2 separate regions of the Homo sapiens genome follow, and region 2 is linked to region 1. Evidence: read pairs that join two places in POLR2A ChIA-PET (ENCODE). Cell type or tissue: GM12878. All regions are shown on one strand.

Evidence for each region. ChIA-PET counts read pairs that join two places held together with the same protein. Peaks named below come from ENCODE experiments on the same cell type or tissue, not always from the same donor. Only the 100,000 strongest peaks of a DNase experiment are listed, where the experiment ranks them.
Region 2: POLR2A ChIA-PET joins it to region 1 with 6 read pairs; 4 of 35 experiments call an interaction of 5 or more read pairs at or near these places.

What each region holds. Positions count from the first base shown.
Region 1 is chr3:112,453,955-112,457,954 of GRCh38, forward strand. No RefSeq gene overlaps it. Among named protein-coding and RNA genes, the nearest start is that of BTLA, 44 kb to the right of the region's middle. In GM12878, no CTCF peak of the experiment used is centred here; a DNase peak (open chromatin) is centred at 2,289; H3K27ac peaks cover 1,661 bases.
Region 2 is chr3:112,319,053-112,323,052 of GRCh38, forward strand. All of the region lies in intron 1 of LOC105374042 (a long non-coding RNA gene), which reads left to right. Among named protein-coding and RNA genes, the nearest start is that of CD200, 12 kb to the right of the region's middle. In GM12878, no CTCF peak of the experiment used is centred here; no DNase peak of the experiment used is centred here.

The sequences.
Region 1 (4,000 bases):
ATCGCGCCACTGCGCTCCAGCCTGGGTGACAGAGCAAGACTCCGTCTCAAAAAAAAAAAAAAAAAAAACAGACAATCAAATGGTGATCCCCATTTATGTGCTTGCTATCTCTGCAAAGATGCAAAGATTCAGGGACTCTAAGGCTAAGATGATTTATGTTTTCTGTTCTTAGATACTGGCTATGCTTTTCTGTCTATTGGATATGAAAGAAAGTGGCAAAGATAAAGCTGGGGGTGTAAACTGGAACCAAATTGCAAAGACTTTAAAATGTCCTGCTGAAGAATGCGCAAATTATTATCCTTATCCGTGTTGATGTTTAGGAAAAGAGACTACAGAGAGTTGGCTCTGTGACATACAGAGAGAAGGGAGCCAGAAAGCACAGGGGGCTAACAGAAATATGAGAACTTAATGAATCACATTGATAAAGTAAATCCCTATGTATAACAACACTTATTTTGTGATAACATTTATTAAAAACTTTGGAAGAGTCTAGTTACAAACCAGGGCAGAGAAAGCATCCCTGGCAAAGGCACTGAGAATCTGCACTTAAACCCAAACCAATATAAAGCCAATATCCTGCAGTCCCAGGCTGAAGTGTTTACCCAAACAATGTCCTAAAAGGACAAGAAGAGTGGAGCTGTGGCTATAGATATCCAAATTAGAGAGACCGAAACCATCAGGCAGGGCCAAGTCCTGTGAAGAAACTTTCCCCAAAATAGGGCAGGGAGGTCTGGGAATAGAGACCAGCTCCAGGAAATTGGGCTGACCAGAATAAATAGGAAAATAGCCCACAGAGAGGTGACCAAAATAATAAGGCAGGGCCCTCTTCCCGCTATTCCCAGGGTCAGAAGTGAGAGTGGGTGGAAGGAGAAATGTTTTGTAACCAAAGGATATGGGCAAATTGGCTTTTCAGAGTACAATATTTTGACAGACTACTGCCTCTATTGCTGAGTGTTCACAAATTCATTTCTCAGTCAGGAATTAACTAATACTGCGTTTCAGCCTAGGCAAGAGAGTGAGACCCCATCTCTAAATTTCTTCTTTAAAGGAATTAGCTAAGACTGCGTCTAAGCCAAGTTGAAACACTTCAGGAAATTCTCTCAATAGCCAACCGCTCTTGATTTTCTGGGTGTCAAGGGGTAGTGGAGTCACTAGGAATGTTTTGAACTTCATTGTCAGGAGGTGGGATGATGCAGAGGTGAAATAACTATACAAGCAAGGTAGTTCTCTCCCTGACCAAGGATGTAGCCAACAGGGCTCTTTAAAACCCAACCATACACATAAAAAAAAGTCTCCTATTCTGGCTGATATTCACTGGCAATGTGTACATTTAACAGAGACCTCATCAGAAATGTTGATTGGAGCTGAAAGCCATTGTCCTCAGATATGATTTAAATGTAAAAAAGAGCCAAAGGTTGAGGAGCCTGAAGATCCGAAAGCTTCTGGGACTTCATTAAGAATCTTCTAGGGATGAACACCTTCACTATGTTTCTATAATACAAAGTTTTCCTCAAAGCTTCTTCACTTATCCTTTGCTTCAAGCATGCCACCCACTCTGACCCAGTTTCTTCCCATTTCCATTTCTCTCCATTTATTCCCTTCAGTCAGACAACCTGGTTGGACCATCTGCCTGGACATGGATTTAGATTTGCTCTGCATACTACTTCTCTGATGTACCATTTTAGTTGCATATCCTATGACCCATGGGCACCCCACTTGCAGTGCCATGGGCAGCTCGAGCTCTCATGACAACACAGCCTTGGTCTATCCTCCTTTGCTTCCACATCTTAGGTGGAAGATCTTACAGGCAAGGAAAAATTCATGAAATGTTCCAAACAGAAAGCATCATTAATTGGACCTGCTTTAGTAAATACATGAATTAACATTTTTTCTTGCCAATGACAGAATTCTAACTTTAACTGGCTTATGCAAAAGAGCAACCTCTTTAAGCACTGTTTCTCATCAACTGAGATTTTCATTGGCTCCTACCTCATAGGGATGTTGTGAGGATCAAATGAGATAAACTATGCAAAACCTGTAGCACACTGCCTGGCACATAGCTGGAATTATATAAAATTAGCTACTTATATATCCAACTGTATTCTGATGGATGGCCAATGATTTTGGAATGTTTGAGAAAAGTAGCTTTTCTCTCACATTAGTTTTCATGCTTCAAGACCTCTTAATTAAAAGCATCTGTGAGAACCAAATTGTAGTTTCTGTCCTTGTTTATAGTGTCTTGATTTTGTATCTTATGAGAAAAACTGCTTCTGAACATGCTTGACCACACTAAGGCCAGATTGATGCCCTTCCATGTTCTCAGAGCACTCAAATGACTGTTAATCTTCACAGTTATCATTAGGTGAGACAATTGCCTATTTATGGCTCTTTCACAGGCTACAAGCCTTCTAAAAATTTGTTTGAACCCCACAGAGCTTAGCACAGGGCCTGGCATGTAACAGACTTACACAAAAATATGTGTTGGGTGAATTAATGAATGACTAGAAGAGCAATTTTTTAGCATTCTGGATATGATACAGAGCTGTAGGGTTGTTTTTGTCTTTTACCTACTGGAGGTATTGTTTTTGTTGTTCCTGGAGATGCGTTTCACTTAGTTCTAGTACATTATTCTTTAAATATTTTACTGATTTTCATTCGGAAATATTTCATTTAAGGCTTTAAAAATCATTAATGATTAGAGAAATGTACATGCCCTTTTTCTTTCAACTTAATAAATAAAATTAGGAATTTATGTATATACTTCATATACATAAATTCAAAACTTGGATTTCAGGGCTCTTAATTAAAATCTTTAATTCCATACTTCTGTTAATTTTTAGCATACAAGAAAGCCATATTTCTAAATATATTAACATACATACTTGTTGTATACTATATTATCCACATATTATTTTTAAACAATAATATCACTAGGCATGGTGGCTCCTTCCTGTAATCCCAGCACTTTGGGAGGCTGAGGTGGAAGGATCACTTGAGCCCAGAAGTTCAAGGCTGCAGTGAGCTATCAGCACGCCACTATACTCCAGTATGTACAACAGAGTAAGACCCTATCTCAAAAGAAACAAAGAAACAAACAAAATAAAAATAAAAATATCAATATTACCATGACAAGCACAAAATGAAGATTAAAGTATCTTTATGGTTCTTTCTGTTCTTATAATATATCCCTGCAAGTTTGTATAGTCAAAACACTGAAGTCACTTGACATAATTATTCTATGTGGTATGCCATCAGTCTAATATACATTTAAGTTTGTTTCAGTTTGTTTTCAATTTGAGGAATTGCGTTTTATTTATGAAGTATTATTATTTAATTGTGCAAATAATTTTCATTATTTCTAAGTCAAACCCTATACCAAAGTACATTCACTGGAGTCTCCTTTCCATCCTTAATCATCGCACACTATTCTCTCCTCCCTCTAACAGGCAGCCATTTAAAAATTTTTAGTTTTCATTATTTGAACTAAGTGTATATATACACCTATTAATTTTTATGTCTGTATGTATACGTGTGTGTGACTGTGTGGATAAGTGTGTTATATCTACTAATAGTACCACTTTTTGAGATTTCTGAGATGCTTTAAGATATTCAAGATACAATGCAGAATAGGCAGTTTTGTTTTGTTTTTTTTAAAAAAACAGATTGTTTGAACTTGGAGGTTGTTCTGGGTTCTTGTAGAATCAAATATACCACAAAGTCAGTATATTTTAAAGCATTATCAGCGAAAAGAGTTTAAAACTAGGACATTTTGTGTGATATGTGGGTTTTAACAAATGGAAGACACTCTGGTTTTCCCAAGACCACTAAGGTGCATTTTTAGCTTACAGATGACGAAACTTACCCTTAACTGCAATTTTGGTTCAATGGTTTATTCCTAAGTCCTTGAGTCTCTTCTTTCTTTGACTTTGTCACTGTTTCTCCTGTTTTTCCAACATATCGATGCTTCTCCAGGGGCAGGGAGCTGTGGTGAAATATGTCA
Region 2 (4,000 bases), 130 kb before region 1:
AAATTGTATTTTCTTTCTTTTTTCTTTTGGTTAAGCTCACCTGGGGTGTATAAATTTTACTAGTAAATACCCACTGGAATGTTGTTATTTTATCTTTTATTTTATTGAGTTTTGCTCTTGTCTTTTTTATGTTCTTTCTTCTACTTTCTGTAGTTTGGATTTCCTGCTGATTTACTAGTATCTTGACATGGAAGCTCTGATCATCAATTTTCTGCCTTTTTCTTCTAATGTGTGGATCCAAGGCAACACATTTTCCTTTGTTCACTTCTTCAGCTATATATCACAAGTTTTGATATGTCATATCTTCATTGTAATTCTGTTCAAAATATTTTCTAATTGGTTTATCACTCTTTTTAAAGCATGAACCTCTAGAGCTTTCAATTGTGAGACTAATGCATATTTGTCTCCTTAGCCCTAACAGACTACGAGAATTTTTTCTGAGCTGTTGAGAGATTGAACTTAGCTCTTTGGTTTTTTTTCTCTGCACGAAATCAGAATTCGGTAAATGTTTTGAGGGGGAAGGTGACTCTATGTGTGAGTTTCTTCAAGTCTTCAGTTTTGTTACTGTAGCCCAAGAAATCACCAAATGCTCTTTTGATTTCTTTGTTGCTCAGCAGCAGAGTTCTACTTAAGGTCAAAGCTGGATTCTTACATGTATCAACAAGTATCCTCAGAAAAAAGGTGTTGGCAGCTTTTCACTGCATGAATTCAACACTATTTTTTAGAGCTTTTAATCTCTAGTGCTCCTTCCTAGAGATTTTTATCTTCTAAGAATCTTAGGTCTGGAAGAGTTCCACTCTGACTTCCTGAGGTTTTGATTTACCTTTTAACTTCCCACCATGTGCAGATTTGCAGTTCAGCAAGATGTTAAGGGAGAAATTGGCATGTGTCTGAAGCTCTACAAAGTCTTCCATTTGTCACTCCACTCACTCTAGGGCTGCAAAATTCCAGGAAACTCCAAAGGTTTATCTGTTTCCCGATTCTCAACTTCCAACCCACAGAGTACTGACAAAAGTAACCCCAGGTTGTTACCGCTGACTCTCAGCTCACCTCTGTAAGACTCCCTCCTCTCTGTATTTTACTCCCTCTAATTCTTCTTGGCTTTTCAGTTGCCCAATGCCTTGAAGTAAATTCTTGTGTAATTAATTCAGTTTATACAGTTATTCTCAATAGAAATATTAACCTCCTGCAAACTACTCCATCTTATCTAGAAAGAAAGCTTTGAAAATATAATTCTAATTTTTATTTAATTATTTTTGCATATTTTGAGACCTCAAAAACACACACATGGAGGCATACACATACATATATACATGTCACTTAATAGATTTTCCAAAGCCCTTCTTTCTTATCGCAGGAAAATTAAAAATTTCACTTTAACTTCCTATTAGAGAATAACCTAATCAGATGCCCTTTTCTGCTACCATGTGGTGTCAGGGAAAATTATTGGTAATTTTTTCTCAACCAGCAAAGAAATTGTGGCCTTCTGCCAATCTTAACAAACTGTAGCAGAGGACTGAGGAAATCAATACCTTTGAAGATCTTAGGAGAATTATTTGCTCTTATCATTAAATTATTGTGCCCACAATCACCACACCCTTAGTTTAGATCAGTTAGTAGCATTCTTACTATGAGTGAAATTCATGAAGGACTTTCATACTGGAGAGCTGAGAAATGAGAGAAAAAGAAAAAGAGCCAGGAAAGAAAGAAAGAAGAAGGATGAGGACTCTAAGAGAACAGGGGATTCCCAGTCTTCAAATTAACACCAAGTTACAGGAATAATTATAGTGTCATAGTGTCTCCTCATTATGTTGCCATACATTTAAAGTGTTGGGGGTTTATGTAAGGTTGAATGAGAGTTACGACATCAACTGTTCTTCTCAAATTGGAGGGCCTGTCAGTGGGTACAGGAAATGGTACTGTGAAGTTTTGTAAAATGTGGGGAGAAATATCTGAGAGGGATATGTTTCCTATACTTTGGTTCCATATAAAAATTTGGGGAAGACCAGTCTTAGGGATCATATAAATCTAGCATGACATACTTTTTGTTTCTCCCTTTTTTTTTTTTTTTTTTTTTTTTGCCTCAGCTGTATCTGAATTAAGAACTGAACTCTAGCTGAATCTGGACTTTGAAGATTTTCTTAGCCTTAATTATTCAGCTATAAGAAAACCTACTCCTCGACTATCTGTTTTCCCCTCACAAGTATTAATTAACTCACCAGAGGAATATTTTGCTCAGAATCCAAATGGCACAATAACTGTCACTGAAATATGCACCATCTCTATGGAGACTGTGAGGTCTCTGGTGCTCCAATGCCTGATTTTGTACTTGAATCATCTTCTAATGAATAATGAGAAGATTGTCCCTCTTTTAGTAATACAAGAATGTAAGTGGAAGTGATACATCAATAACGAAAAATATTTATTTTTCTTCAAAATCCATTACCAGAAGTGTTTGTATAAGTCACGTATTTTTTTAAATGTAAATCAATGTATTATATATGCATGGTTAAATGAATCAAATAATGAAGACATCTCTACCCTAGTCCTGCTTCCTGAGGCAACTGTTCTTATATGGCAAATGTTAAATTGATCTACGGTCTCCACTGGATTTTTGCCACAATTACTGAAGATTGAGCTCTTTTTACACCTCCCTCAACTTTTTCTCCACCATTTTCCTCCCAATATAGTTTTTTTTTTTTCCCTGCTTACCTCTACAACTTTGAACAGCCTTGCCAAATCTGTTTTTTGTTTGTTTGTTTGTTTCATCCACCATACAATTTAGGGAGAAGGAAAGCAAAAAGTTAGGTAGACGGCTAAGGCTAGTCCTTGGAGAAACAGCTGAAAAATCACAGCTACAGGCACAAGTAGAGCAGCCTGGGGAAAACTCAGGCTGCAGCTGCACAGATAAGGAGGCAAGGTCCAGCATGGAAGCCTTTTGTTCTTTTTGTGATTGGTGGGATCTCAGGAAAAAGTTACCTCCCCTTTTCAGACATGTACACGGTGGGCTCCACGGGCGCTTTCACAGGGAGGGGAGGGGGACTTACCTAAAACAAATCCGCAGTTACACAAACAAGAGAAGCTGTGCTTTGAGCTTACCTGGAGACATATCTGTAGCTGCATAGATAAGGGAAATTACACAGACAGCTGTACAGATAAGAGAATTTGCTCAAGCAGCTACAGAGTTAAGAGGAGTTTCTTATAAAAGCTTCTGAATTCAACTGTAAAACAGCACCCCACTGGGGCTCCCCTCTCTGCTGCAGAGAGCTTTCTTCTTTCACTTATTAAATTTTTGCTTCAACCTCACCCTTTGTGTATCCATGCTCCTTAATTCTCTTGGTCGCAAGACAACAAGCTTGGATAACACCTCAAACAACAAGACCATTGACCATTGACCCAGTTTCAGAATGTCTCTCTTAGCTGCCCATTCCTGTTTGCTCTCCTTCCTTCCAAGCTCTGTCACCTGTATTTATCTTCTGTTTTGTAACAATAATTTAATTATAACAATAGTTAAACAGGGTATAATTTCCTCACAGGATATTTCTAACAGTAGAAGCCAATAAGCAGTATTTAAATAATTGTTTTTATATTATAGCAAATAATCTTTTGAAATTAAAGTATTTATTCTCCATATAGTCACTGTAAATACTGATATTTTGGGGTTTTAATCTACCACGTTACTATTCATTTTCTATTATCTCTCACCTGTTTAATGTTCTTTTCTCTCTTTCCTTGATTTTGAGTTATTTTTAAAAATTTTATTTCCCCATTTTTTAATTTATTAACTAATTTTTAAGTAAGATTTCTTTACTCTTCCTTTAGTGGTTGACTTGGGCATTATGAGCTATATGCTTGTTAAAATTATTTATTTATTTATTTATTTTAATTAACAAATATAATTGTACCTTTTTATGGGGTATACACAGTGAAGTTTTTTGATACATAAAAGGTATAGCGATCTGATCAGGATAATTAGCATATCCATCTTCTCAAACATTTA